Linked DNA regions of Homo sapiens: regions 2, 3, 4 and 5 are each linked to region 1. The links are chromatin loops, found by intact Hi-C in ENCODE. Cell type or tissue: IMR-90. All regions are shown on one strand. Links, peaks and the distances in the headings refer to the core of each region. The heading gives the core; the rest is flanking DNA. Region 1 overlaps PPFIBP2 (PPFIB scaffold protein 2). Region 2 has its middle 9.4 kb from the start of RBMXL2. Region 3 overlaps OVCH2 (ovochymase 2). Region 4 has its middle 16 kb from the start of CYB5R2. Region 5 overlaps CYB5R2 (cytochrome b5 reductase 2).

Evidence for each region. Hi-C counts contacts between places; a loop is a spot of excess contacts. Peaks named below come from ENCODE experiments on the same cell type or tissue, not always from the same donor. Only the 100,000 strongest peaks of a DNase experiment are listed, where the experiment ranks them.
Region 2: a loop joins it to region 1, with 16 times the contacts of the local background. A loop is called at or near these places in 5 of 110 quality-filtered maps.
Region 3: it touches region 1 in a loop (8-fold over the local background); 30 of 110 quality-filtered maps call a loop at or near these places.
Region 4: it touches region 1 in a loop (11-fold over the local background); 91 of 110 quality-filtered maps call a loop at or near these places.
Region 5: a loop joins it to region 1, with 7 times the contacts of the local background. A loop is called at or near these places in 90 of 110 quality-filtered maps.

What each region holds. Positions count from the first base shown.
Region 1 is chr11:7,569,150-7,575,101 of GRCh38, reverse strand. All of the region lies in intron 3 of PPFIBP2 (PPFIB scaffold protein 2), which reads right to left. LOC105376535 (a long non-coding RNA gene) reads left to right here. Exons shown (of 4, transcript XR_007062579.1): 4 at 3,231-5,952. Among named protein-coding and RNA genes, the nearest start is that of PPFIBP2, 58 kb to the right of the region's middle. RefSeq lists enhancers at 1-406, 407-1,231. In IMR-90, for the core only: a CTCF peak has its summit at 3,251 (motif pointing left); a DNase peak (open chromatin) is centred at 3,221; H3K27ac peaks cover 1,827 bases; H3K27me3 peaks cover 423 bases.
Region 2 is chr11:7,095,394-7,101,345 of GRCh38, reverse strand. No RefSeq gene overlaps it. Among named protein-coding and RNA genes, the nearest start is that of RBMXL2, 9.4 kb to the right of the region's middle. In IMR-90, for the core only: a CTCF peak has its summit at 2,919 (motif pointing left); no DNase peak of the experiment used is centred there.
Region 3 is chr11:7,685,197-7,691,148 of GRCh38, reverse strand. It overlaps OVCH2 (ovochymase 2), which reads left to right. Exons shown (of 16, transcript NM_198185.7): 15 at 1,136-1,225; 16 at 1,547-1,712. The coding sequence ends at 1,194. All of the region lies in intron 2 of LOC105376533 (a long non-coding RNA gene), which reads right to left. Among named protein-coding and RNA genes, the nearest start is that of CYB5R2, 15 kb to the right of the region's middle. RefSeq lists an enhancer at 1-135. In IMR-90, for the core only: a CTCF peak has its summit at 2,724 (motif pointing right); no DNase peak of the experiment used is centred there; H3K27me3 peaks cover 415 bases.
Region 4 is chr11:7,654,187-7,660,138 of GRCh38, reverse strand. It overlaps a transcript of PPFIBP2 not described here. Among named protein-coding and RNA genes, the nearest start is that of CYB5R2, 16 kb to the left of the region's middle. In IMR-90, for the core only: a CTCF peak has its summit at 2,590 (motif pointing right); a DNase peak (open chromatin) is centred at 2,608.
Region 5 is chr11:7,662,767-7,668,718 of GRCh38, reverse strand. CYB5R2 (cytochrome b5 reductase 2) reads left to right here. Exons shown (of 9, transcript NM_016229.5): 6 at 158-241; 7 at 906-991; 8 at 2,169-2,268; 9 at 3,173-3,615. The coding sequence ends at 3,345. It also overlaps a transcript of PPFIBP2 not described here. Among named protein-coding and RNA genes, the nearest start is that of CYB5R2, 7.8 kb to the left of the region's middle. In IMR-90, for the core only: a CTCF peak has its summit at 2,806 (motif pointing right); no DNase peak of the experiment used is centred there.

The DNA of each region.
Region 1 (5,952 bases), core at 272-5,271:
CAGGGTAAAGATGTTCGACACAAAAAGGAAAAGACGGGGCCCATTTCCTCTGTTAGCTCAACTCAATGTGTGATGAACAAAGGTGGGGGGTGCAGGGTAGGGGAGAGAAAGGGACAGAAAAGGGAGGAAGGGAGGGAAGAATCCAGATAAACTGCAGCTAAATTCTTGACATTTTTATGGCATTCTCAAGTAGCAAGTCTTATCTCAGCCTTGTTTTTCCTTAAACACCAAGTACATTTTACTTACGTTGTAATTCAACTCAAAAATCACAAATTAACACCCCAAAAGACCTAGGAGCAGGTTGGCAGGAGGGAAAGGGGAAGGGCTGAGTGAAATGGGATGGATTCAGAAGCTAAGGCACCTCCTCGCTCACTCACCCCACCCCCAGGGGCAGCTGGGTCCCTGTCGTGGCTCCCTCATCACACTGGCCTGGCAAGGCAAACCCATGGCTGCACCACTGCCCTAGAAGTCCATCCTGTCCAGGGCACCTCACTTGATTTACAGATGGGATTCCAGGGATCAGATGAGCCCCTAAATATGTTCGTCAAATATATAGAAAGTACTACTATTTGTATTCATAAATCTTTATCTGAAAAAGAGTTGTCAGATTATCAGAACAGTCCATGACTCCCAAAAGGCTAGAAGCCCAGCTTTTAATTGGCCGAGGTAGTTACTCCCAAAGGTCTAGGCTCCCCTTGTTATTGGGAGCTCGGGGGCCTGGGCTTGCTGCTCCCATTATACTGCTCCTGTGAGGTGGTGTCTCAGACTCACTGGACCCCTCTCTGAAGACAGAAGTCCTCAGGAAGCACAAAGGGTACACAAATACGGGTCACTACAGTGACCTAACAGTCCCGAAGGCCTTCCTGGAAGTACTTTGCTCATCTACAAACAGATTCATTACTGCCTGCAACATGCAGCAGCCAGCTGTGGGAAAAGGGCAGGAGACTGTGAGGCTGAGCATTCTGGGAGTAAAAACACAGCTAAGAGGCCAGGGTGGTCAGGTTTGCCGGGGAAAGTCACTGTAGCTTGCTCCACCCCTGTCCTAGGGTCTAGAAGAGAACCCCAGGATTGCCACCTACCTGGCTGGAATTCCAAGTACTTGAGGGAATGGCTGAAAAAGGAGCTGAGGCCCCCTGAGGTGTTACTCCTGCTGCCTACCAGAAATCAGCAGCATCTTATCAGGCAGAACTGTAAACTGAGAGGAATCTCATGGTCACGTGCTGTTCCACTGACCTATCACCTACAGGCATCCTGGGCTCCGCTCAGCCCTGAGCCTTCACCTCTGGGCCATAGGTGGCAGCTGCCAGGACACTCCCTCATAAATCCTCATAAGTCAGATGTAAACTTGTGTCCTTCAACAGACATGGTGCACAGTGGGCCCGCTGAGAAGGGGAGGCGGGGGAAGGGAGTGAAGAGTGCTGTGGAGGAAGTCCTGGCCACTGCAGCTCAAGCCTCCACAGAACACATGCATGGAGAATGCACCTCCAAAATAGATCAGTACAAAGGTCGGCAGACTTTTCCTGTAAAGCGCCAGATGGCAAATATTTGGGTTTGGTGGGCCATGTAGTCTATCTCATACTCAACTCTCCTATTTGCAGTGCAAAAGCAGCCACAGCCAATACCTAAACCAGTGTGTGGCTGTGTACTAGTAAAACTTTATTTATGGACACCAAAATGTGAATTTTATATTATTTTCCCATCTCAAAACATTCTTGTGATTTTTCTTCAGTCTTGAAAAATGTAAAAATCATTCTTAGCTGATGAGTGTAAGAAATATGCAGTGGGCTAACTGTGGGCCATGGTTTGCTAATCCCTGGGTTAGGACAGTGCTTCCCCATCCAGAATGAACTGCCTGGACCTGAGGGGGTTCTAGTAAAAATGCAGATTCTGGTTCAGTAGATTGGGTATGGGGCCTGCTGTTGTGCACTGCTGACAAGCTCCCAGGTGATGCTCGTACTACTGGTCCCAGGACAACACTTGGAGGAGTAAGAAGTTAGGAAACCGCTTTCAAAAGTTCCTCAAGGCCAGGTATGGTGGCTCATGCCTGTATTCCCAGCACTTTCGGAGGCTGAGGTGGGCAGATCACCTGAGGTCAGGAGTTCAAGATCAGCCTCGTCAACCTGGTGAAACACCGTCTCTACGAAAAATACAAAAATTAGCCGGGTGTGGTGGTGCACAACTGCAATCCCAGCTAATCGGGAGGCTGGGGCAGGAGAATTGCTTGAACCTGGGAGGTGGAGATTGCAGTGAGCCAATATCACACTATTGCACTCCAGCCTGGGCAATAAGAGTAAAACTCCGTCTCAAAAAACAAAACAAAACAAAACAAACAAAACATTCTTCGAAACATAGATTACTAAACAAACTTGCCTAGAAGCATAAATTCCCTGGAGCCTGCCTGCCCACTAGCAGGTATCTGAAAGGGCAGAAGGCTCTTGGTAGTGTATCTCTGGCAGGATTTTCTTTTGTAGGTGGAGGGTAAGTGGGTGTCTACGTGCTCAGACCTCAAGTTATGCTAACCTGGCAACACTGTCCACCACGGCCCCTGGGCCTGAAGCAGGAAATATAGTGGGGAAGGATTTATTTGCTCTTTCACCAGTGTTTGCACATTCTTGGTCATTTATAAACATTGGTTCTTAGAGGCTGAAATAGTCTCTTTAGGTCAGGTCTGAAAGGAGCCGGATTGCTAGAATTTAGTAGGGTAAATTTACTTTGGGGGGCAGGGATCAAGATCCAGGAAAATTGAAACTGCTAAATTTGCAGTGGCTGAAGGCCCCCAGTCTTGGCTGCTGTGTCAGGAAAAGGGCATTCAAAATCCCCCAGGGGACAGGAAGCTTCTCTAGGGCAGGGCGTGACATAAACTGTGGGCTAGGAAATGCCTGCAGGAATGGAAGGGGCCAACCTACTAGCACCCCAGCAGAAGGCACTGCAGTCAAGAAGTCTGGAGAGGTCTCCCCACATCCACAGGGGAAGGTCAGGTCTATGATCCCAGGACCAGCCCTGTCTCTTCTCCCCCACCCTAAACAGTGGAGCCCTCTCTTGACTGCCCTTTGTCCACTGTTTCTAAGGAAAATGGCAAAGAATTATCTTTGCCAGCTGACCCAGGTGCAGTTAAGCAGTTTCAATAATGAGAGGTGCTTATGTTATCTTTGTCTGAAAAAGAAAAATTAAAAGCTGTTTTCTCATATGAAGCCCATGCTGACCTCATTCTTTGGGATTTCACTTCCCAGCATTTGTCCCTGACTCCCACCTAGTGGCTTCTTCCAGCACTGCACAGGGACAAAGAACCACCACTGATGCCACCTGAGCCCGGCCCAGGAGCCCCTTGGGAGCTGAGCGCAGAAAGAAAGCACGGACACACCTACTCCTTTCTCATCTCTCACTCAAGTTCACACCTGTCACAGGGGAGGTAAGAAAACATGCTGGAAATCGGCTCACACAGGCTCTACTTTTTTTCTTGAAAAATAAGCACCAAATTTTCCCTCCTCTAAGATCCAGAGGAAAAGGTTTACCTACAAAACTCCTTCTGTAACTTTTCAAAATTGAAATGTTCAACACACACGTATCCTGACTATCTTTTGTTTTCCATTCTGGAGATACAGAAATGAATCCCATGGTAAAAAAATTCAAGCTCACATTTTATAATTCATAAAACAGCTTTTTCTCTCCACTTTTTTTTTTGCAACTCCTCTAGCTTTTCAATATGGTAAACAGATTTGCTTCTTGGACAGAATGAAAGATTGCAAGCTGAATCTGGCAGGAATGTATGGGCTTTGTTTGAGGAGCTGGGAGCTGAAGAAACCGCCATCTGTGACAAGGTGGTTTGGAGCTGAGAAGGGGGGGTGGCTGTGCTCCCCAGCCTGGGTCTGGGTTTCTTTGTTTCTTGGGAAACTAGTTAAAAAGGTAACTGAGGGCACCTGAACTGACTGCTGGGCTATCAGAGGTGAGCACTTATCCCAGCTGGGGCCAGCAGAGGCTGCTCATTCAGGAGAGCAACTCTTCAGGTTTTTCAATATGGTAAACAGATTTGCCTCTCCACTGTTGAGATGTGGGCCTCCATCAAGCTCTAACATAAGGGCAGCAGTAAACTGAGAGGTTCCTAACCTGTCTCCACACTTTGGAACCCAAGAGGTCAAGACTGAGGGAGGCAAAGGCTGGTGCTTACAAAGAGACCACTCCATATAGCCCCCAGAACAAACTGCAGAATTGGAATGCTTGGCCAGATCTTGCAGACACTTTCAAACTCAGCTGTCATTTCCAGTAGGGAAACTGAGTCCCACAGAAGTGAAGAAGAGGCTCATGAGTGGTAGAGCCAGGGTAGAACCCTGGCCTTTTAACTCCTTCCTACCTTCCATACTCCCTCACCCTGGTTCAATCTGCTTTCACCTGCTCAAGCACACTGACCAGGACTCTTGAGACCTTGCAAAGAAAAGCCTGGGTTCCTATTGGATGGCCAAGCCTACTCCATGTACCCCAGTTCCAAACAGGGCCTAGAGTACATACAGCCCTTCTGTGGGTTCTCTGCCAAGCACCACCCCTCACCCTGGAGCCTGAGCTCTTCCTTGACTTGCCTTCACTTTGCTGCTGGGTTTGCCTGCCCTTTCTCTGGCTTCATCTTGAAACTTCACCAAGAATCTCCTTGGCCCATACCCAATGTATTAAACAGCAGAACAGACTGGCTGGCTGGTAGGAGATGAAGGGTGTACATAACATACTGTTAGAGAAGCACCCATGGCTACTTCATATGGAGACTCTGCTGGCTCTGGTATCTTCTGGGCGTCACCCAAAGACCTGGGACACGAATCAACACTGTGTATCAGCCTAGGTCTACTCCTCCCAGCTAACTGGCTATCCCCAGCCCTGTAGAGCCCATCTGAATCTGACTGGCTATCCTGTCTAAGGTTTCCACCACCCAACCTAGCCAAAGATCTATGCCACTAACCACCAGCCAAGCCAAGCAGGTGTGGAGGGGTAGAGACACCCCTTTCAGACCATGGGAAAGCCCCACTCAAGGCACAGCCAAAATCCTGGAAGTGGTCACAGTTGTACCGGGTCCTTCTTGCCTGGGCCAGGTACCACATGCCAGGGCCACTGATGATTACATGCCAGCATATGCCAGGGCCACTGATGAGCACTGCTTCCCTTTCTGGGCTTCAGGACCACCTGTGGGGTTCTGGGGCTCCTGAACTGAAATAACCACACCCTCCCGAGGGCATCATCCTACATTTCACCATAGTAAACAGAGAAGGAGGAGGCTGCCCCTTTTCTAGAACTCAGCTCTGTTCCCATCACAAAAGAGCTGCCTCAGCCTTCCAGCCAGGGCCTCAGCTTCATCCTCCATGAGCACTGACCCTGAGCTTGGCTGTGTCTTCCAGTTGTAAAGGACTACCTTCCCATCTCCTGAGGGTAACACTGCTCTGCTGCACCACAGGCAGGACAGCCTCCCTGATGCTTCCTCTGCAGGCCAGGTCCCAGCCCATCTTAGACCCCAAGACACCCTCTATACAAGGTCCTCATTCACCAACTTTCCAGAGGAAATACTGCTCCTAGACCAAGGGAATCCAAGCCCTTTGTTCCTTGCCCCACTGAGGCCCCAGAGGGTATCCCCATTAAGAAAGCCTTGCACATGCCCTTCTAGGCCCAGAGCCCACTTCTCCTCATTATACTTACCAAGGAGCAGGATGCTAGTTTAGACTCCAGAGCATGGGAAACTCACTTAACCCAGTGCCACTGACTCCTGGGCAGGTCTGCTCCACTTGGGCTTTAGAACTAGTCGCCTCTGTTTTATACCCATCTCCAGGCAAAGTCCTGGCCAACAGCACTCCTACTTCTGCCAACTGTGCTGGCCCAGCTGTGCTTTAGCTCTGCCAGGACCCAGAAGAAGAGGAACCAGCCCTACCACAAAGAAACAGCTACCCAATAGGAGGCACTAGGACTAGGAGTGCCCTTTTC
Region 2 (5,952 bases), core at 635-5,634, 470 kb after region 1:
AATAAAGCAGTGTTATGACTGAGGTCATAAAATCCATTTAGTGAAAACTAATATTACTAAACAATTTTAGAATATCAAACATTCAAATATATTTATGACTTCCTTAAATCAGAGAAATGGTGTTTCTTCAACACTTCTACAAAGAAATTCTTCAATTCAATGTTAAGTATTTTTGCAGTTCTACTGTCAAAAATATTTAACTGGACATAAAAGAGAAAACATGTAACAGTTTATGCAGATCCTACTTCACTTCTGCCTTCTTTTCAGGTTCACTTCTAGTCTTCAATTTTGCTTCTATTCCAAAGCAGAAGCGTATTTTCTGCTTCCAGGATGAAGTGTTTTCATTTGTACTCATATGTGAGTTGGATTGCAATTTCTAGTTAGTGTTTTTCTTCCTCACAAGGCTGAGAAATAAATCCTCAAAGATAGAGATCATAATTAGTGTCTCATATTTGCATTTCTACCCTTCAGAACCATGCTCAGCCAGTAGTATATACTGGTCTATACTAAATGAGTGAACAGAAGGCTGAGGACAACGCCAAGCACACAGTGGTTCCCTGTCACGAGCCCCTTCATTCCGCCTCAACGGAACATTTTCATGGAATGAACATTTTCGTGGAAACCAGTAAGCATCTGAAAAGTGGAACTGCATTTCCAGGCTGTCTAAATACCCAGAGTGATTACTTTCCCAAGAACGTTTCCCCTAATGGAAAATATAAACATTATGGTTTGTTTTCCCAGATCTCTGATTTTGATAGGGACCAACAAAATTGTAGCCACTGTAGAAGGTTTAGAATCTCATACAAATACAGAATAAGGTCTACAAGAAAAGGCTTATAACAATTAAATTTCCAGATACAATGGAAGGCTAAAACCACATACACTGTCTATGTATTTGTGGCCACATAATAAGACAAAACACAAATGAAAATAAGAACATTATGATGATTAAGTTCATCAGCACAAATTTGAGACTAGAGATAAAATCATATTATATATAATTTTCTGGTGTTACTGATAAAGATAGCTGATGGATAAAACAGAAGACAATATCATCTTGTAACGGGGAAATCAGGACATCTTTCAGTTTACAATCTCATACCAGATAGGAGTCAATGAATTGCTGCCTGTGAGGTAGTTGAAGGATTCAGGTAAGGGCATGATTAAACCAGGGAATGGAACACTGAGAATGGTTTAACCTCAAGTTATACCCTGACAACTGCCACTAGAAAGCAGCCATTGTGAAGGAAGTATGCCCCAACATTCTGACAAAGCTGAGCTTAACTCTGGATTTGATACCAAACAACACTATAGATTTTGTTTTTAAAAGCACACATATCAGTTCCAATTCAAGATTGATTGTGAGATTTCTTAATTCAAAACAACTGTCAAGTTAAGTGATAATATGCTAACTGTAAGGAAGCTAATGGTCAAAATAATTAAAAATAGTCAGTACCCAGCAAAGAACGCCATACCAAATATCCAGGATGTCCTCATGTCCTACCCATGTATCTTTTCCATGGAGGAAGTACAAAGAGGGAGTTATAAAAAGGTATTAACATATTGGATGAAACTAGATGTTGTGTGGGCTTTATCTTTGTTAAGTAATCTATACACTAATTTTTAATGTATTTCTGCTTCTCATTACATATTTTTCTATAATATGCATGCTTATTAGAGAGTGAATACTCCTTATTTATTAATTTTTCCTAAAACTTTAGGGTGAGAACTGAGCTACTTAGATTGATATCATAAAAGAGAGATCTGAGCTTTTATGCTATGGCATAAAAGAAATAAACTGCCATATTGTAAAAGGACATGTGAGAGGAGCACATGGCAAGGAATTGTGGGAGGTCCCTAGGAACTGACAGCAGCTCCATAGCTGAAAACCAGCAAGTCCTATAACCACATCATAATGAATATATGATAAATTATTCATATATATAATAAATGAATAAACTTTGAGGCATTTAGATGTAAACAAAATTTTAATCTTTAGGTAATAAAATTTATCAATATATAACTTTTGATACCTCCTTTACTGTTGGGCTTAGAAAAATTTTCCAAAACTCAATTATATAAAAACACAAATAGATCTTCTTCTAAACTTTTTGTTGTTTCTATTTTTACATTTAAAAAGTTAATCTGGCTGAGCACAGTGGCTCACTCCTGTAATCTCCAGCACTTTGGGAGGCCGAGGCAGGCGGATCACCAGCCTGACCAACATGATAAACCCCGTCCCTGCTAAAAATACAAAAATTAGCCAGGTGTGGTGGCACATGCCTATAATCCCAGCTACTCAGGAGACTGAGGCAGGAGAATTGGTTGAACCCGGGAGGCGGAGGTTGCAGTGAGCCGAGATCACACCACTGCACTCCAGCCTGGGTGACAGAGCGAAACTCCATCTCAATTAAAAAAAAAAAATTAATCCACAATTTTGCAAGTTGAAAAGAGTTCTATGGATGGATGGTGGTGATGGCAGCATAACCATGTGAATGTACTTAATGCCACTAAACTTGTACACTTAAAAATGGCTAAGATGGTAAATTTTGTCATATGTATTTTACCACACTTAAAAAAAAAAGTTAAAATCCTACCTAAAAAAAGTTAATCCACCTAGAACTCATTTTGGTGTATAATGATCAAAATCATTAGGACTTTTTTCCAAAGTGGTTAGCCAATTAAATCAGCATCAGTTATTGAATTACTTTTCCCACCAATTTGAATGCTTATATATACTTGGATATACTTCTGGTCTTTTCAACTGTACATAACTTGCAGTACCTGATTATATGGGGATTTCCAGTTAAAAGCATAAGCAGCACCTAGCCTAAATCCACAGACCCTAGAGTTCAAGTTCCAAGGGGCAGGTTCAAGAAAGGAAACATAAAGCACCAATCCTTGAGCTTTTAGTGACATCTAGTGGACTGTTATCATATGGTAACTTCTGTTCCGTGTCAGGAAGCATGCTTTCCTCCACTCAGCTTCTTAATCAACTAGGGCAATTTTAAATACAAATAAAAATGCAAGCCTTAGTATGTTTAGATGGCTCTCTCCCTCCAACCTTTCTCTTCGGTCCATCTCTCAGGTGCCAAACTGCAGCTCAGATAATCACTCCCATCTTCAGAAGTTTCAATAGTTTCCATGTAAATTAGCAGAGATGGGATATAAAATCAACAAGATGAAGACACTCCTAAAATTAATTACAAATAGAAACAAATGAACCTAGCTGTATTTAAAGTGGATAACATACACAAATGAAAGAGGAGTTTCCCTGTTTCATGGAATATCTTGAAATTTTACCACCTCTGGAAAGCCTCCTCATCAGAATTAATTGGTTTGCTTAGCACATTGCCCATGCCTATTTGATAACATTTCTTGCTCTGTTTTGCATTTTAGGTAGTTTATGCAGAAAAATGTTACCCACACTAAACTATGAGTGCCTGAAGGATAAAGAGGGTCTGATTCATCTCAGATTCAAACAACCCTGATACCTTTAAAAGCTACTTTATCTGTGAACTTGGCTCTGAGACTTTAAAGGGGGTATCAGTAGTTACTCCCAGGGCATTAATCCAGCCAATACTTGTCTTTTTCCCAACTTCTTCATTTCATCTGTTTTTTTCTTACTAGTTTGACCTTGAACTGATCTCACATTATTTGCCTCTCCTATTTGTTGATTCACATTCTGTGTTTCTCATTTCCCCTCTCCTGGTAATCAACCTCAAGATATGCTCTCTTAAATTAGTGTCTGTTAGTAATTCACCTGCATTCCTTCACCTTTATTTATATAGCACAAACTCCCAGCGAAAACTACCTTGATGTCAAAAGAGAATAGGTATAAGAAAATCAGTCTTCATTCACTGAGGGTTACTATGTGCTACATGCTTTTTTATATATTATCTCATTTAATTTTCACAGAAATTTAGCTCTTATACATCCTTCACATCTTAGTTCAATTATCACTTAAGGATGCATTCTCTAGGTGTCCTATATATAGTGGTCCCCAAGCTTTTTGGCACCAGGGACCAATTTTGTGGAAGACAACTTTTCCAGGGACCAGGGAGTCGGGGGAGATAGTTTTATGATGATTCAAGCACATTACATTTATTGTGCACTTTATTTCTACTATTATTACATTGTAATACATAATGAATTAATTATACAACTCACCATAAGTAGAATCAGTGGAGGCCCTGGGCTTGTTTTCCTGCAACTAGATGGTCCCAACTGGAGGTGATGGGAGACAGTGACAGATCATCAACTATTAGACTCTCATAAGGAGCATGCAACCTAGGTCCCTCACATGTGCAGTTCACAATAGGGCTCATGCTCCTGTAAGAATCTAATGCTGCTGCTGATCTCAAAGGAGGTGGAACTCAGGTGGTAATGCAAGTGATGGGAGCGGCTGTAAATACAGATGAAGCTTTGCCAGCTCGTCCACCACTCAGCTCCTGCTGTGCAGCCCAGTTCCTGGCCCAGGAGTTGGGGATCCCTGTTATACTACATCAAGCTTTTAAAAACATGTCTCATAGTGCTATGTATCTCTCTTTCATAGTGCTTGTCATGGTTAAAATGTTGCTTTTTGTATGACAATTTAACCAGTCTATCTTACCTTTTGAACACTGTTCCATGTGAGGATTAACAATGTCTACTTTGGCTCACCAATATGTCTCCATTGCTTAGCTAAGAGACAAGGATTAATTTATCCAAAACTAATCCTCAGTAGATTGGCATCCTGGAAAGGATTGGCCTTCTGCAAATTTCACTGAAAGCTGCTTTTAGCCCATTTTTAATGCAGTCAATCATGGTCAGCTGCACAGCCTGGGCCACAGTTACCCCTGCAGCTATAATGTTAGTACATTCTCAATCTTGAATGCTGATGTAGCAAGTCCTGCCTCTAGTTTGCTTTGCTGCCATACAGCTTCAATTACAAGACTTTGACTCCAGCCCTTTACCACCTTAGATAAAAGTATTATTCACAAAAAACATGTTCTTCTCAGCCCCATTTATATTCTACTGTCTCTCCCTTCTCCAGCTGTTGACTGCAAGGTTCAGTGACCCATTGTCAACCTGTCTAGGGCAGACTGATGTTATTATCAAGTCCTCAACTCCTGCAAATCCACAACCACGAGCACTGAAGTGACAGGGTTATAGCTATTTCTGCCATGACATATTGCTATTATATCCTAACCCCTAATTATTCCAGGGTAGGGGCTGGAATCTCCTATATTATGCAACTCAAAAGCCCCACAGCCCAAATGTGGGAGTTCCTCTCCCAAAGCTGAAGTCCAGTCATGCTAAATCTCTGTGTATTCCCACAGAATGCATCTGGGCAACTAGCAAGTACTACTCCACTGTCTCTGTGAATCGTCCTTAATGAATATTAATCTGGCCAATAAGTATGATTGCATTCTTGTCCCTATTTTATAGATAAGGGAAAAAAACAAAGAGCAACCTGACCAAGATCATTCACTAACTGTGATCTTGGTGCTGCTTTTCTGTTTGCCTTAGTTGGCGTGATATTAGCACAGCGTTTGCCATTTGGTGGGTACTACATAAATAAAAATTAGATTCAATGAATAAATGGATAGATAGACAACCAATCTCATGAGGGGAGCATTCTTGACCCTATTTTATAGGTAAGGGGAAAAAAACACAAAGAGTAATTAAGTAACCCGACCAAGATCACAGTTGGTGAATGGTGGACACAGGATTTAAATTCAGGTCTACAAGATTACATATTACTTATTCTAAATTACTACACTCTTCAACTCAGAGATTTCTCTAGGTGCCCCAAAGCCTGAGTCAACTGTAAATAACAATAAAAACAGCTACATTTTTTAAAAATCTAGGCACTGCACTAGGCACTTTATTTCTGGGGCAAAATTGAGTCTAAGCCAATTATGCCAGAGAGCAATAATTCTAAACCCTAACAGATAAGAAGGAATCAAG
Region 3 (5,952 bases), core at 327-5,326, 120 kb before region 1:
TATCAAGTCACCATGGACACTGAATAAGAGAATACTCAGCCATCCCTCCTAGGAAATGTACAAGGTTAGGTGCCTTCAAGGTACATTTTCATCAGCTGATCAGTACATAAACTTGTTTTATGTGTGTTTCTGTTTAAAGATATGTTATTTAATATATATTGCTGGTTCATTACAATGAATTCACGGCCATTAAATTCATGGCCAACAGCACTATGACTCATGTCTGAACAAAGCTTATCTAACACGTGTGTTTTCTATGTGAGGCACACCACAGAGTTTTGCACTTAGGAACACTAGACGGCACTTCAGCACTATGCTTGGGGCCATTTTAAAGGTTGAGGTCACCAATAAAAAGAACAGAAATGAAAAAAAAGTGCCACTAAATAGACCATGAAAAGGACATTTGTTTATAGGATGACGGCTGAAGCAAGAAGGCAAAATATTGCCTTGTTTTACCTCGTGTGGAAACGTGTGTCTAACAACATGTATTTTTTGTCACTCTTCACATGCCTATGAATGATCCTGAGGACAACATGAGTATCACTTTTGGAGCTATAAATAATTTTTAGTGAGTAGGTGAATTCACGTATAGGGAGTTCACAAAGAACGAGTGACTGTATGTCTGAATCCTGATGGCCAATCATTACTAGATGTGTAATCTTAAGAGTCACCTCAGACTCATTTTTTTCAACCCTACTAAGGGAAAACAATGCATCCCTAATAAGAATGTAGTGAGGATTAAATCAGATAAGATACACTTGGCCACAAGCAAGTGTGCAGTACATAACAGAGACATAGAAACATGAAATATCTTCACCAGTTCCAGGCCCTGGACATTCGAACTACCTAACCAGCTTCCTTACACATTCTCATACCCATGATTCTTCTTTCCAAACCCCACAAAGCCAATTATCTGCTTTCCAAGTTGTTCATTCTTTTTAGGTATTAAGCAGCTGCAGATGGCAAAGCCAGGTTATAGTTAAAATGCCCCACTCCTCATTTGAAATACCTATAGAGTCTAGCTGGCTGAGGTGCCCCAGAATTCTAACAATAGCTTCATAAATCATTTTCTGATAAATCTCCAACCCTGGCTGTCTTTGTGGAAACTGAGTAATTGTATCATACTTATACCCAGTATACCCAGATTTAAACATCTCCATATCAGAGGATGAATCAATGTTTCTGGAGACATGAGATGTGCCAAATGGAGAAACCAATGTTTCTGGTAAGCTGTTTTGGGGACCAATTGATACACACAGAGTATAATCCAGGGTTCAACCGGAGAAGCAGGTGATATGGATTTAATTCCATCTTCCTCCAAAATATACTAGAGTCCTAACCTCCAGTACCCCAGAATGTGACCTTATTTAGAGATAGGGTTGTTACAGAGTTAATCAGTTAAAATGAGGTTATTAGCCTGGGCCCTAATCCAGTATGACTAGTGTCCTTATTAAAAGGAGAAAATTGGAAGCAGAGAGACATACACACACAGGGAGAATATCGTGTAATGATGAAGGCAGAGGTTGGGGCAATACATTATCTACAGGCCAAGGGGCACCAGTGACTGTCAGTAAACCACCAGAAGCTAGAGGAGAGGCTTGGGGCAGACTCCTCGTCACAGCCCTCAGACAGAGCCATCCCTGCTGACACGTTGATCTTGGACTTCTAGCCTCCAGAACTATGAGACAATAAATTTCTGTTGTTCTAAGCCACCTAGTTTGTGGTACTTTGTCATGGCAACCCTAGCAAACGGATACACCAGAATTGGCTTACACAATTGTGGGGGCTGACTAAGCAGGTAAATCTACAGGCCAGGTGCTCAGAAAGGGAAAATCATAGAAACACCGGAATCCACAGCATGGGCTGAAGTTGTTCCTCACAGGCAGAATTTCTTCTCTCTTTTGGGGAAGCCTCAGCCCTGCTTTTAAGGGCCTTCAAACTAATCAAGTCAGGTTCACCCAGATTATTCAAGATGATCTTCTTTACCTAGAGTCAAATGATTAGGAATTTTAATTACTGCTGCAAAATTTCTTTACAGCAACAATTAGATTAGTGTCTGATTTAATAACTGTGGATTGTCACCTAGCTAAGCTGACATATCAAAAAAGCCATCACATGGAGCTTCATGGGATGTGGTCACTGTTCCTTTTGCTCAAAGCAACACTGGAATATTTCCAGTCACCAGAATAAATTCTCATCTCGAGTGAATAATTCAGTGGCAATGACTACTTTCTGTGCCAAATTGTGGTCTCATTCACAAGATCCCACCTCTGAAAAATAGCAAGTATACTACTATGTTCTAGTGCCAATGAGCATTGAGAAGTTCTGGGCTTTCCCTGTTCCTTGTTTGTCCATGACATCCATTGGCATATATAAGTGACATCTTGTTCCATGTGGAAAATACAGTGGTGAGGAGAGCAGGCAGAAGATGAGGTGGGGAAACTTTTATAGTTTGCCATTTTGCCATTTTGATTTATCAGGAGAAAAGTCAAATCCTTTATTTTTTATTTTTATTTTTATAAATTTTCGGACACATAGGACACAGAATAATAGAGAGAGTCGGGAATGAAAATTCATTTTCATAAGAAGGGATGAAAGCAGTTGGGGTCTCTTTGTTCTGGCTTCTTTGACAATGACCTCATGATGCAAAGAAGCCCCGGGTGGAAAAATTTTTGTAAAGTGTGGCTGCAGTGATTCCTTCTCTCGGCCACCAGGGGGTACATTCAGCAAAGCCATTGCCAAGCACAATATTTCCAAAGACCAAAAAAGAGAATATCATAGCAGTAGCACATTTGAGGAGGGTGTGAGAGGTTGAAGATGAATTTAATGTGTGCCTGTCAATTTACCTGTGGGATATCCAGCTGCAGATGTCCAGGAATTAAGAATCAAGCCTGGGATGGGGTGGTCTGGGAGGTAGCAGATAAAGGTGAGAGTTGCAACCCAAAAGAAGCCTATTTTTAGAGGAAAAAGAGAAAAGGGAAGACCAAAGAAAAAGGCTGAAAGGAGCCAGGCATAAGGGGAGGAGGAGAACCAGGACAGACATGGGAGCTGTGGAGAGAGAGATTAGGTTTTGCTGTGGACTGAATGTTTGCGCTCCCACCAAATTCATGTGTTGAAGCTTAATCTCCATTGTGATGATATTTGGAGTGGGTCCTTGGGGAGATAATTAGGTTCTGAGGGTGGAGCCCTCATCGATGGGATTAGTACCTTTATAAGAAGAGACGCACAAGAGCTTGCTTCCTCTCTTTCTACTCTCCCCTTTGTGAGGATAAAACAAGAAGACAGACATCTGCAAACCAGGAAGGGGGCCCTCACCAGACACTGGATCTGCCAATACCCTGATCTTGGACTTGGCAGTCTCCAGAACTTTGTGAAATAAATTTCTTGTTTAAATCACCCAGTCAATGGTATATTTGTTATATCAGCCCAAGCAAAGACAGGGGAAAGAGGTGTCAATGATGAAAAATGCTGGACAGAATCTAGTAACATAACAATGGGAAAAGAGGCCTTTGGATTTGGCCACTGGGATGTTGTAGGTAACCTCAGTGAGTCAGAATTCCACAGTCTGATTGCTAAAGATAGAGAGTGAATGGGAGGTGAGAAAGAGGCTCCCTGGAGGTAGATTTCACTTTCATAAAGAAAGGTCCCCAAGTGTTGTTCTGAGCCTCTGGCCTCTGTTGCCTGAAGCTCTCAGGCTTCAGGAGTCATAGAGTCATAGAAGCAGTTCCGATACACTAGCATAATCCCAGTAAGAATTTATTTCTCAGCCTTAGCCTTCAATTTTCTCAAAATTATGTCTTAGGCTTTATTATTATTATTATTATTATTATTATTATTATTTCCACAGCCATCACTTCTTATAAATAATGTTTTGGGTAACATCATATTTTTTTGACAATTTGCGCAGAAATATCACATACCTTTTAAGCTACATGGTGGAATCACCTTTCTTTTCATCTGTATGAATAACATGCCCTGAAATATATCCCCTGAAAATATATTCTTTTTTTTTGCGGGGTTGGGGTCCGGGGGTGGATCTTTATGAACTTAACAACAGAGATTCCTTGCCTTTAAGGTAGAAAGAAGTCCAAAAAACTATAGCAGCTTAGAATCCCCACCTTTGCATCAGAAGCATGCCAGGAGTATGGTATGTTTCTCTCCAGGAATTCTAAGGAGTGCAGCAGATGCGGGCAACGATTCCTGCTGGGTGAGCTCTCCAGCTGCCATCTTTCTGCTCTCCACAGGACACTTGGGGGCTGGGAGTGTCACTTTGTGGTTTGATGAAACAGCCTCTGGGTGAAGCTGCTGTGACAACTTATTTAAAATCTTCAGGATGCTCAGGGATACACTATAGACAATTTTAAGAACTTTCTTTTCAGAATTGAATGGTCTGTTCTAAAAAAAGCTTTCTGTGAATTTTCAGAAATGTTCTACTCTCTGATACGAAGTAAGGGAAAGGGCTCTCCTTTCTTAGTTTCAGGATTTTGATTTCCTTTCTTCCTGCAGATTCTTTATAGATTGGGATCAGGCTCAGTATAGACAAATTAATTTGTGAGAATGAGAATGAGTGCTTCTTTTTCTCTGTTGTTTTTAATAATTTTAAAAATGTGTATTTAACAACAAATGTCTGTCGTTTTTAATAATTTAAAATAGGTAGTACTTGCTTGTTCATCATGAGAGAATGGCAGCTAACATACATTAAGCGATAATTACTGTTATGGGTACTCTACACTCATTTTTAAATCAAAACTTATGTAAGATTGATAATAGCATTAATGTACAATCCATTATATGCTGGGCTTCATTCTAAACGTTGCATATGAATTAACTCATAAAATCATCTTATGACCCTAAGAGGTAAGAATCATCGTCATCATCATACCCATTTTAAAGATGGAGAAACCAAGACCTGGAAATGTTCAGTAATAGTCCCCAGCCAGATCATTTGTAAACTGGTGGAGCAGGACTTCATACCTCAGCAACCTTCTACCAGAGTTCGGCACAGTGCTGTGCTACCTCTCAGGTGGGTATATTCGGTGTAAGTATCTCCAATATACAAATGATAAATCTGAATATAAGACTGATTCAGCCACACAAAGAGGATCCACAGTTGAGCTCTATCTGAAAAATCCTGTTAGCAGGTAGATTTCAAATTCAGTTCAAGCCAGAGAATTTTTTTTTTCAATGACAACCTGGCCTTTGGATCTGTTTTCCGCTCCTAAAACACTAGAATCCAGCAAGATACCTGGGGTTTTCCTTCTTCATCCACACTGAGTATAATCTGAAAAACAGTTCTGGAAAGTAAAGAAGTAATCAACAAGTAATTACTGAACACCTGTGACATGCCTAGCTGAGCTAGATAGGTACAAGAGAAGGTAGAGATGTGCCCTTGCCTTCAAGGGCATCCCAGCTTCATTGAAGACACAAGATAAAGATATCCTGCAATAATTAGGGAATAGTGTAACATAGAGTATGGGCAAGGGCAGGAGCTGTGGCTGGACACCGACCGGGTGGGAGCTATTCAAGAGCAAGTGGAAACATCAAATTAGAGTTATCTGAGAAAGCTGCCTGGAGAGAGAAGGATTGGGTCTGGAAGACAACCTAAGGAAAATTTTCTAAAAATATGTTTGGTGGATGTATCTGTTAATATTTAAGAAACTCATTATGCAAGGTAAACACTTTTCCTAGGTGTGGAAGGTATCCTGAGTTTCCTGGGGCCTCCTCAGCAGGTGGGTAGAAATAGAATTGCCTTAATAACACCCAAGTTCCACTTATTCATGTGCCCACCTGTCATGAAGGGTCTCAGCTCTTGCAAAATGCCCTTCCAATGTCCTGTAGCCCTCATGGGTTATCTCACGTAGTTCGGTACAAGTCTGCTCCCATAGGCGGTGTGGTTTTTCTCCCTCCCATTCTGTGCCTACCAGGAGCAGCATGTCCCTGCTCAGCCTCCAG
Region 4 (5,952 bases), core at 319-5,318, 85 kb before region 1:
TAAAAGGTATTCAATTAGGAAAAGAGGAAGTCAAATTGTCCCTGTTTGCAGATGACATGATTGTATATCTAGAAAACCCCATTGTCTCAGCCCAAAATCTCCTTCAGCTGATAAGCAACTTCAGCAAAGTCTCAGGATACAAAATCAATGTACAAAAATCACAAGCATTCTTATATACCAACAACAGACAAACAGAGAGCCAAATCATGAGTGAATTCCCATTCACAATTGCTTCAAAGAGAATAAAATACCTAGGAATCCAACTTACAAGGGATGTGAAGGACCTCTTCAAGGAGAACTACAAACCACTGCTCAAGGAAATAAAAGAGGATACAAACAAATGGAAGAACATTCCATGCTCATGGGTAGGAAGAATCAATATCGTCAAAATGGCCATACTGCCCAAGGTAATTTACAGATTCAATGCCATCCCCATCAAGCTACCAATGCCTTTCTTCACAGAATTGGAAAAAACTACTTTAAAGTTCATATGGAACCAAAAAAGAGCCCACATTGCCAAGTCAATCCTAAGCCAAAAGAACAAAGCTGGAGGCATCACACTACCTGACTTCAAACTATACTACAAGGCTACAGTAACCAAAACAGCATGGTACTGGTACCAAAACAGAGATATAGATCAATGGAACAGAACAACAGAGCCCTCAGAAATAACGCCACATATCTACAACTATCTGATCTTTGACAAACCTGAGAAAAACAAGCAATGGGGAAAGGATTCCCTATTTAATAAATGGTGCTGGGAAAACTGGCTAGCCATATGTAGAAAGCTGAAACTGGATCCCTTCCTTACACCTTATACAAAAATCAATTCAAGATGGATTAAAGACTTAAAGGTTAGACCTAAAACCATAAAAACCCTAGAAGAAAACCTAGGCATTACCATTCAGGACATAGGCATGGGCAAGGACTTCATGTCTAAAACACCAAAAGCAATGGCAACAAAAGACAAAATTGACAAATGGGATCTAATTAAACTAAAGAGCTTCTGCACAGCAAAAGGAAACTACCATCAGAGTGAACAGGCAACCTACAAAATGGGAGAAAATTTTCGCAACCTACTCATCTGACAAAGGGCTAATATCCAGAATCTACAATGAACTCCAACAAATTTACAAGAAAAAAACAACCCCATCAAAAAGTGGGCAAAGGACATGAACAGACACTTCTCAAAAGAAGACATTTATGCAGCCAAAAAACACATGAAAAAATGCTCATCATCACTGGCCATCAGAGAAATGCAAATCAAAACCACAATGAGATACCATCTCACACCAGTTAGAATGGCAATCATTAAAAAGTCAGGAAACAACAGGTGCTGGAGAGGATGTGGAGAAATAGGAACACTTTTACACTGTTGGTGGGACTGTAAACTAGTTCAACCATTGTGGAAGTCAGTGTGGCGATTCCTCAGGGATCTAGAACTGGAAATACCATTTGACCCAGCCATCCCATTACTGGGTATATACCCAAAGGACTATAAATCATGCTGCTATAAAGACACATGCACACGTATGTTTATTGCAGCATTATTCACAATAGCAAAGACTTGGAACCAACCCAAATGTCCATCAATGATAGACTGGATTAAGAAAATGTGGCACATATACACCATGGAATACTATGCAGCCATAAAAAATGATGAGTTCATGTCCTTTGTAGGGACATGGATGAAATTGGAAATCATCATTCTCAGTAAACTATCGCAAGAACAAAAAACCAAACACCGCATATTCTCACTCATAGGTGGGAATTGAACAATGAGATCACATGGACACAGGAAGGGGAATATCACACTCTGGGGACTGTTGTGGGGTGGGGGGAGGGGGGAGGGATAGCACCTGGAGATATACCTAATGCTAGATGACGAGTTAGTGGGTGCAGTGCACCAGCATGGCACATGTATACATATGTAACTAACCTGCACAATGTGCACATGTACCCTAAAACTTAAAGTATAATAAAAAAAAAATGACAACATGCTCTTTTAGGCTGCAGAAACTAATATTGGAGCATCTGTAACCTTTGGCAGAGTCTTGTTTGAAACTGGTCTGTACTCCACTACACTGTAAGCACCTTTAGGCAGGGACCTTGGCATTCATGCCTGTATCTCTAGCCCTGGCATGGAAGGTTCTTAACACACACATGCGAAGGAGTGGGTGGATGAGGAACTTAGGAGCACAGATCTCCTTGGCAACTGGAGGACTGTCTACAGGAGCCAGTGCAGAGCAGGTGCTCCAAGTTTGTGGTGAGGACGGGTATGGTAAGACGACAAGAAACTTCAAGGTGAGCTGTGCTCTGGCTCAAGGGCAGACACGGCACTGTGGGAGAGCTACCTGTAACTGGATCATGCGGGAAGGCTTCCTGAGAGATGGTCTCTTTGCCGTGCCTTGAGAGACAGGATTTTCCCTCATGAAGGGGACTAGGAGAAAAATGCATTCCCTAGTGAGGGAAGGGCCTGAGCAGACGCCTGGAGGGAGGAAGGACTAAAGAGTGGAGAGGAAACAGACATGTTTGGGAAGTTGGTGAGTTGGGGTGGAAACACGGAGCTTGAGGTGCTCAAGGGCCTTCCACTTGGGGGAGCTATTTAATCAGACATTACGCCTGAGCTGCTCCAAGGGCAAGGCCTGGGAGGAGGCTGTGTGTCAGCTTGGGTGGAGGCAGAAGGCAGGGTGTGCACGTGTTGGGGACGCCTCTGCTCCAAGCTGGGAGTCGCACAGATACCCCTTGCAGATGACGGGAGATAGAGTCAGGCAGTGCTGTGGGTAAGGAGCCTCGTTGCTTTACCCGCTCATACCCTAAACACCTGCCTTGCCCAGCCACAGTCCCAAGAATGGAAAAAGCACGTTCTGTGAAGCAGCCCCGGAGGGACCTCCTGGTGACCATTTCACAAAACACAGTCTCTACAGAACATTCAAAACAGTTTTTCGGAACTTTTTTTCCAGCAGGTTTTATGAACTAACAGCTCTTCCCCTCGAGTGTGAGAGCCTCCAGGCTGTCACCAGGAATATCACGAGCCATCGAGTCTGTGTGCTGATATGTCACTGCCCTCCCACAAAGTGGTCTGCAGTCCACGTATAAAAGTACAAAAGGTATGAAGCCTGCGGTGAAGAGCGCAGCATGGTTGAAGACACACATGGACCCTGGGGCCACCCCTGGACACCTGTCCCACAGCTCTGCTTCATGCCTGTCAGCAGCCTGTCTGAGACACCCTGCCAGCCCGGACTGGGCTTGCAGAGGGGGCTGTGTGCCCGCTCCCCACAGAAGCAAAGGCTCCGGGGCCCCCACACATGCCTCCCTACGCTCTCAGCCACGAAGAAAGTCATCTCCAGTCATCAGAGTTGGGGGCAGGCAGGCGAGAGTCATTCAGCAGCTGGTCCTGGCTCAGCATTGTCTGAAAAGGACACAGCCGAAGGGTCAGTTTAATAGAGTTTTGGTCCAGGCTGCCCTGCGGCAGCTGCACCGGAACTAGAGGGCACTGGGTGAGGGCTGCATCTGACACAGGTGCACTATAAGTTTATAGTGTCCCAAGAAACCCTGAGTATTGGGTCAGAATAAACAACACTATTAAGATAAAAATAAATTGTTCATCTTAGAAATAAATTTTCTATTTTCAGGCCACCAAAGGCCTAGATCATAAGGGCAAGTGTGGGCAGATTCCTTTCATGGGTGGGCCAATAAATAAAAACGTTGAGTAAAACTGATCCTGTTTGGAGTCAGGGAGACTTTCCTGTTTTGTCCTTGAAAACAAGGAGAGTCGTGTGTCCCTGTCCTTGTCCTGTCATCCCAATGGGCCTTGCTAGACAAGCAAGCAAAGTACAGGGACAGGGGCCTCGATGGGGACAGACACTATAGCCAATAGGCTCAGTGATGGAATGTCCAAGAACTAAAAGGCCTTGGGAGTGATGGATCCTCAAAAACAAATCCTGTGCTCTGTGGCTGGCCTTTTCCTGCCAGCTCTAGTCTGCCTATAAGCCTGGCAAGGAGGATGTCATTAGCCCTGCTTTACAGATAACTAAGCCAAAGCTCAGGAGAGAATGACATCCAAGGTCACAGAGCTAGTGAAGTCAGAGCAGGGACTTCAGCCTCACTCCAAAGCTGCTTTTCGAGGCCAAACTGCTTCCCCATGATATGGTTTGTCCTTTCGGGCGTGCCAGGATGTGCTCACAAGCCTGTCAACACTCTGTGATACCCACAAAGTCAGAGGCACGATAGGAAATGCATATGTCTCTGGGCAGAGGGTGGAAGTGTCCACTAGGACAGGATGCAGCCTGGGCTCTAGGCTGATGAGACAGGTGATCTAGAGTTGCTGAGCATCTTGGTTTCCTCATCTCTAAGCCTGGGAAGAGGACCTGAGATCTAGTGTGCTTTAGCTGGCTTTGGCTAACAGCCGATGAGCCTCCCCACTGCCCTTAGGGGCTCAAGGTCCAGTAACAGGCCAACAGAGAAGGCCCCTGGGCTGCTTTCTGCCTCGTGGCTGGCTCAGGCTCAGGCTGTGACCCCAGCACTAAGCACCATTCTTCGCCGTCCCCCAGGCCTTGTGCATACCACACCACACCACACCAAACTCACTGGGCCTCCCTGGCACCAGTCTGACTGTGGGGAGAGGGTCAGAGTCCTACCGTAAGGCGGTGAATGTCTTGGGAGAGGAGCCCTATCTGCGTCACGGTACCTTCCGAAGGTGCCATCTGTAAAATGGGCAGCAGCCTGGTCAGCACACATGGATGCAGCTTGTGATTCAGAGAGATGGCATGCAAGTCCTGTCGTGCTCAAGCCTGGCTTCTCCAGGGCATGCTTCTCTGGAGGGACAGGCAAGGAGTGGGCCAGGCCCTGAGGAGTGACAGGTGGGTGGAGCACATGCTGCTCCTGTTTCCTGGGGAAAGGCATCAATGTCCCACACTGCATGCATACCTCTCCTGGGGCCCCACTGGGAACTGGCATTCAGGGTACACAGAGGCAAGACACAAGCTTGTCAGAAGCAGCCCTTCTGCACGTGTTCAATGTTCCAGCTATTTCCAGGAGCAGAGAGCAGTAGGAATGAAGGCCTTCAGGATGCTAGACTCCTGCTACCAGGCAACAGGAGCTCAGACACCAATGCCCTGACATAGGTGGGCATCCTTCCTCACTACTCAAGAGCCTCCCTCCTGCCCCTCCTTCTCAGGTAATGCTGGTCTCTTCCTCCTTCCCTAAACCTACTTAGACACTGTAGATTTGGAAACATCCTCTGTAAATTTGGAGGGCACCAAGTGTAACCCCTCCCTTGTTTTATAGGTAGGAAAACAAGCCCACAAAGGGAACAGGACTTACTTGAGGGTGCAGAGAATCAGTGGCACAACAGTTCCATGCAGGTTTTGAAAACAGGCACATGCAGAGATCCCTGTACCGCAACATAAGAAACAAGGGACAAAGCCTGCCCTGACTGGCTCTACAACTCCAGTGGCCAGGCATCAGCCTGAATGAGCACTTGTCATCCAGTGGACCTGGGTACCAGGATCTATCAGCAGCATTGCCAGCTGGCAAGCTTGTCCCCACATCTCTCACCTCCCAGGAGGCAGTGGCCTGTGGCAACAGACCATGCCTGAGGCTGCTGGTAGTTTAAGAAGCAAATCTTAGCATAGCCTCCATCTGGTACAGAATCAGAGTGCTACAATGGAATGGAGTCATCAGGCCGTGCCCAGGCCATCAGACAGCGGTGACGTGGTGTTACTCTTCTGCGATGAGGCCCAGGGGATTGAGGGGAGCCAAGCACTGCCTGGGGGCAAACTAGAGTCTTCTGACCAGGAGTCCAGACTGGCAAGGCACATCTCTACCTCAGTCCCAGCCAGACAAGGCCCATCTGGAGGAGCCATTATCAGTCATTATCAGTCAGTCAGCCTCTAAATCAAGGGGACAGATCTCTTTCAGTTCTGCCAGCAGACAGACCAGCCCCCACCA
Region 5 (5,952 bases), core at 271-5,270, 94 kb before region 1:
CTGAGGAGACTGCCCTGGCCTGCTTCTCCAGCTTAAAATGGTGCAGACAGTCCCTTAGCTGGACGTGCCTCCTGGGAGTCCTAAGGAATGTCAGTGATCTTTTGCAGTCTCTTTAGGCAAGAACTGCAGAGGTCATAAGCATTCTCTGTGTTTCCAGGGAATCTTGGAATCAGACCAGACCAGACGAGTGAGCCTAAAAAAACACTGGCCGATCACCTGGGAATGATTGCTGGGGGCACAGGTAAGAGGCTTCTAGGGGCTCCATCCAGAGAGTGAGCCCCGAGACCCATTCTGACTTGGGAGTCATTTGATCCTCTAAGGGACAACATGAGAGATTTCGCCTCCAGCTGTAGAAGGTGGGAACGATGAACCAGTGACAGGTCTTGAAACTGACCCTGTGTACCCTGCTTCCCCTAACCAATATGGTGGCTGCTCAGGAGCCTTGTGGGGACCTTTCAGGTCAGGCTTGGGGGCAAGCTGGGCAGGCCCACCCATGCTGTCCCAGGGGCTCCTAGATCCAGTTCAAGCCTGACTCTCCCCATCCCTTGAAAATGACTGCCTGAAGAAAGAGAGCAGTCTTTGAAGGAGACATACAATGTGCCAGGCACTGTAATAGGCATTCTTAAAACGATCACATTTACCCGTCATTGTTTGATGAATGAGGACACTGAAGAACTTAGAGTGTTCTTTCCATCTTGCCATATGAAAATGAGAAAGACTACCTGACTTACTGTTGCATTAGAAAGGAAAACCAAAATGAAGGGCTGTTTCCTGCTTTGAGTTTTGGGGACAGAAGTGAGAAAAGGATAACTTGGGCTGGGGGAAGGTATGAAGCTTGCTGCAGGTCAGGGACTGTGGGCTTCAGAGACAGGGAGAAAGCTGGCTGCTCGCTCACTGTGTTCCAGGCATCACACCCATGTTGCAGCTCATTCGCCACATCACCAAGGACCCCAGTGACAGGACCAGGATGTCCCTCATCTTTGCCAACCAGGTCAGTTCCTGCTGAGCTTGCAGTGGTAGGATGGAATGTTTGCTGAGCTGGGCTCTTGTTTTCATTTCTCCTGCATTGACTGAGCTCATGCTGCTTGGGTGCCTGCATCTGTGGGAGGGCTTAGTGGGATCAACAGGGCTGCTGGCAGCTGGAGAAGCTGAGTCCAGGCCTGCTTTTTGCATGTATTTAACTCTTTTGTGTCTCCTCAGCCAGCCCTAAGCACTAAGCATTCCTTTTTTCCTTAAGATGTACTGCTGTATTTTTGCTAAGTGTAAAATCACAGATGTCCTCAGTGGACACTTCAGAAAATACAGAATATAAATATTTACTTACTTTTTAAATCTTTTTTCTATATATGTTATATATTTGTAATTTATATATGCTTTTTTTTTTTCACTCAGCATTACCACAACAGGCATTTTCTTCTCTTTAAGATGCTTTATAAATATTTTCATCATAGTTTTTATCAAGTTGCACTATAATTTACTAACTTCCACATTCAGGCTGTTTTCAGTTCTAAATAATATGGTGATGAATAATTGTGCCTACGCTTGATTACTTTTAGATTATTTTCTAAAACAGAATCCCAGAAGTGGAATGACTGGGATGAGAATCATGAGGAGTTTTAAGATCCAGGTCTTCTGTGCAGTTATCTTTGAGGCTGTGACAGGTTATTTTTGGCTTTGGTTCCCTTTCCCCCAAATGGGGCTCCAGACTGTTTTCCTCTCCTTCACATATCCAGTGCTGTTCTATCACAGGACTTTCTGAGCCCATTACATTTCTTCCAGAAGATCCTGGGCCTGCACTGAGCTTGTTCCAGTTAGGTTTGCTGTGCTAGAGCTCAGTGTAGATGTAGGAGGCAGGGCTGGAGCTCCGAGTGAAGCCATCCTGGCCAGCGCTTGGCTAAGGTCCTTCTAGTTGGAGGCGGTCACTGCAGCTCCATGGGAACCTACATCCCATGGAGGTTCTTCATCCACATGGAGGAACTTCATCCACAAAACAAAGGGTTTGAGCTTCAGGAGCAGCAGCAGAACTCTTGTTTGCCGTGGGAGTTGGCAGCGAGCACTCCAGCTGGAGTGGTGGCAGCTTTGGCCAGGAGTATGCTGACCGGTGTAGTCAGTCCAGGGAACAAGAGGATGGCCCTGGAGGGGCTTTTTCAGTGTTGCTTCTTTTCTAGACAGAGGAGGATATCTTGGTCAGAAAAGAGCTTGAAGAAATTGCCAGGACTCACCCAGACCAGTTCAACCTGTGGTACACCCTGGACAGGCCTCCCATTGGTACGACATCCATTGCCCTCACTCACCATGGGTCAGCACCAACCCTTGACCACTTTGAGGACTGGTCTCTGTCTCTTTGTTTTGTTTTAGTTTTGTAGGACCAGATGTGGGGGTTAAGCCTGGGGCTCTGGCTCCAGATGGGAAATGTGAGAAATTGAGGGAGAAAGGATTTGGGATGGCCTGCTTTTAAGGGCAATCGAGAGCAGGTGTCTAATACATCAGCAGCACCTCACGCTGCACTGAACATCAAAAGGGACACTGCCCCTGTCCACTGTGAACACCCACCCATTCCACACAGCCATCACATACACATCTAATATGGGCACTGACCCCTTCACCACTCACCCTTCTGCTTACGGCCACCACACCCCTTACCGCCCACCTCACCTGGACATGCTGAGCCCCCAGACAGCTGCTGCAGCCCAGACAGCATCCCAGCAACCACTGTGCACAGAGCACCCCACAGGCGCGCCTCTCACACTGCTCCCGGCTGTACCTGCTTGTCATACAGGTCCCTGGTCGGCAGAGGGCGCTACCCTACTGAGCAATTCTGCGCAGTTCCACTAACACCAGGCCACACCCTGCCGGACAACTCCAGCTGGCTGTACTGATTCACACACCTCGGTATACCTCGTTGTGTTCTCCTTCCTCGTCAATGCTGACAGCTGACAGACAGCAGCAGGGCTTCAGGGTCCCTGCAGTGAGCCTGGGACCTGGGGTGATTGCTGCAGAGGGCTGTTTACTAGTTCTGAGGCTTTTTGCAGGGAGCAGTAGTACAGACTTCTAAGCCTTTGTAGAGCAGCTTGTCACCTCCTCCCTGGCTGAGGGTGGGTGTGCAGGCGGCCTGGGATCAGGAACTCCACCTGGCATCGCTCAGCTTGCTCCTGCATCTCCTTCATTTCAGGCTGGAAGTACAGCTCAGGCTTCGTTACTGCCGACATGATCAAGGAGCACCTTCCTCCTCCAGCGAAGTCCACGCTCATCCTGGTGTGTGGCCCGCCACCACTAATCCAGACGGCGGCTCACCCTAACCTGGAGAAGCTGGGTTATACCCAGGACATGATTTTCACCTACTAACACCTCCACGTGCTCAGCAATTTTGCATGTCCCTTTTCATCTGTTTCAGAGTAAGTTCAATTTCACCACGGTAAACTGGGATGTTTTCAAAAGTGCCTTGCCATGTACCTTCGCGCACACACTGGTTCTCCTCTTTTGGGTGTGGGCCTAACAAAAAGGGCTCAAGGGGCTGGAGACTGGCTGCTGGGGCCTCCTTGCTTGGAGGCTGGAAAGAGCTCCATTTCAGTATCTTTCTCCGTGGTTTTGTGAAATAAACTCAAGTACAAAGCAGACAGCCCATGAAGTGTGGCTCTGTGGGGGACGTGCTAGGCAGTCAGGAGGCCGTGGCCTGGCCTGTGAGTTGGCTTCTGCATGCCCATGGGGGTCACAACTGGCAAGTGTCGGGGCAGTTCCTAAAAAACTCCAAGTGGGGTCACATCAACTCTCAAGAATCTCTCCATGGCACTAGGGGTCATGGTAGGAGTGGTTACACACAGAAACTTCTCAACTTTCAAAGTCAGGTTCCAGAAACTGCCTTAAATCCTTTGTATCATGAAACCCAAACGAGGGTCTGTCGGGGTGGGGGGGAGGGACAGCCAACCTCACCCATCCCCCTGTTCACTGTCTCCTTGGGGATCCTTCACTGCTTTCAAGGGAGACCCCACTCTGGCCACCCCCATCTCTCCAGGACACACTCCAGGGCCTGGCTCCCAAGGCCCTTCTTGGTTTGCTCCTGCCGACTTTATCAGATTTTTCTTTCCCTGGGCCCCCAACTCCGACCCCATTCTCTCACCTACTGGTTCTCAACTGAGGGTGATTTTGCTGCTCAGGGAACAGATAACAAAGTCCAAAGACATGTTGGTTGTCAGCTACAGAAGGGGTGCATCTACCCTCTATTAGCATTTAGAGGGTAGAGACCAAGGATGCTGCTAAACATCTTAAAACCCACAGGAGAGCCTCCATCACAGAGTATTTCCATCACAGAGTATTACGCAGCCCAAAGTGACAGCAGCACAGAGGCCAGGAAACCCTGCTCTAGCCTACCAACTTTTGGCAATCCCTAGGTTGTACTGGGCTGTTTCAAGTCTGTCTACCTGGAATGCCCTTCCTCTCCGGCATACCTGGGAAAATATGATTCATGTTTCCAAATTCAAGTGTCATCTCTTCCATGGAACCTATTCAGACTCCTTCCCCAAACCCCCATTAAGAATGACAACATGCAAGGGAGGAGCCAAGACGGCCGAATAGGAACAGCTCCGGTCTACAGCTCCCAGCGTGAGCGACGCAGAAGACGGTGATTTCTGCATTTCCATCTGAGGTACCGGGTTCATCTCACTAGGGAGTGCCAGACAGTGGGTGTAGGTCAGTGGGTGCGCGCACCGTGTGCGAGCCGAAGCAGGGCAAGGCATTGCCTCACTTGGGAAGCACAAGGGGTCAGGGAGTTCCCTTTCCGAGTCAAAGAAAGGGGTGACGGACGCACCTGGAAAATCGGGTCACTCCCACCAGAATACTGCGCTTTTCCGACGGGCTTAAAAAACGGCGCACCATGAGATTATATCCCGCACCTGGCTGGGAGGGTCATACGCCCAGGGAGTCTCGCTGATTGCTAGCACAGCAGTCTGAGATCAAACTGCAAGGCAGCAGCGAGGCTGGGGGAGGGGCGCCCGCCATTACCCAGGCTTGCTTAGGTAAACAAAGCAGCCGGGAAGCTCGAACTGGGTGGAGCCCACCACAGCTCAAGGAGGCCTGCCTGCCTCTGTAGGCTCCACCTCTGGGGGCAGGGAACAGACAAACAAAAAGACAGAAGTAACTTCTACAGACTTAAATGTCCCTGTCTGACAGCTTTGAAGAGAGCAGTGGTTCTCCCAGCTCGCAGCTGCAGATCTGAGAACGGGCAGACTGCCTCCTCAAGTGGGTCCCTGACCACTGACCCCTGAGCAGCCTAACTGGGAGGCACCCCCCAGCAGGGGCACACCGACACCTCACACAGCAGGGTATTCCAACAGACCTGCAGCTGAGGGTCCTGTCTGTTAGAAGGAAAACTAACAAACAGAAAGGACATCCACACCAAAAACCCATCTGTACATCACCATCATCAAAGACCAAAAGTAGATAAAACCACAAAGATGGGGAAAAAACAGAACAGAAAAACTGGAAACTCTAAAAAGCAGAGCGCCTCTCCTCCTCCAAAGGAATGCAGCTCCTCACCAACAACAGAACAAAGCTGGATGGAGAATGACTTTGACGAGCTGAGAGAAGAAGGCTTCAGACGATCAAATTACTCTGAGCTACGGGAGGACATTCAAACCAAAGGCAAAGAAGTTGAAAACTTTGAAAAAAATTTAGAAGAATGTATAACTAGAATAACCAATACAGAGAAGTGCTTAAAGGAGCTGATGGAGCTGAAAACCAAGGCTTGAGAACTACGTGAAGAATGCAGAAGCCTCAGGAGCCGATGCGATCAACTGGAAGAAAGGGTATCAGTGATGGAAGATGAAATAAAAGAAATGAAGCGAGAAGGGAAGTTTAGAGAAAAAAGAATAAAAAGAAATGAACAAAGCCTCCAAGAAATATGGGACTATGTGAAAAGACCAAATCTATGTCTGATTGGTGGACCTGAATGTGATG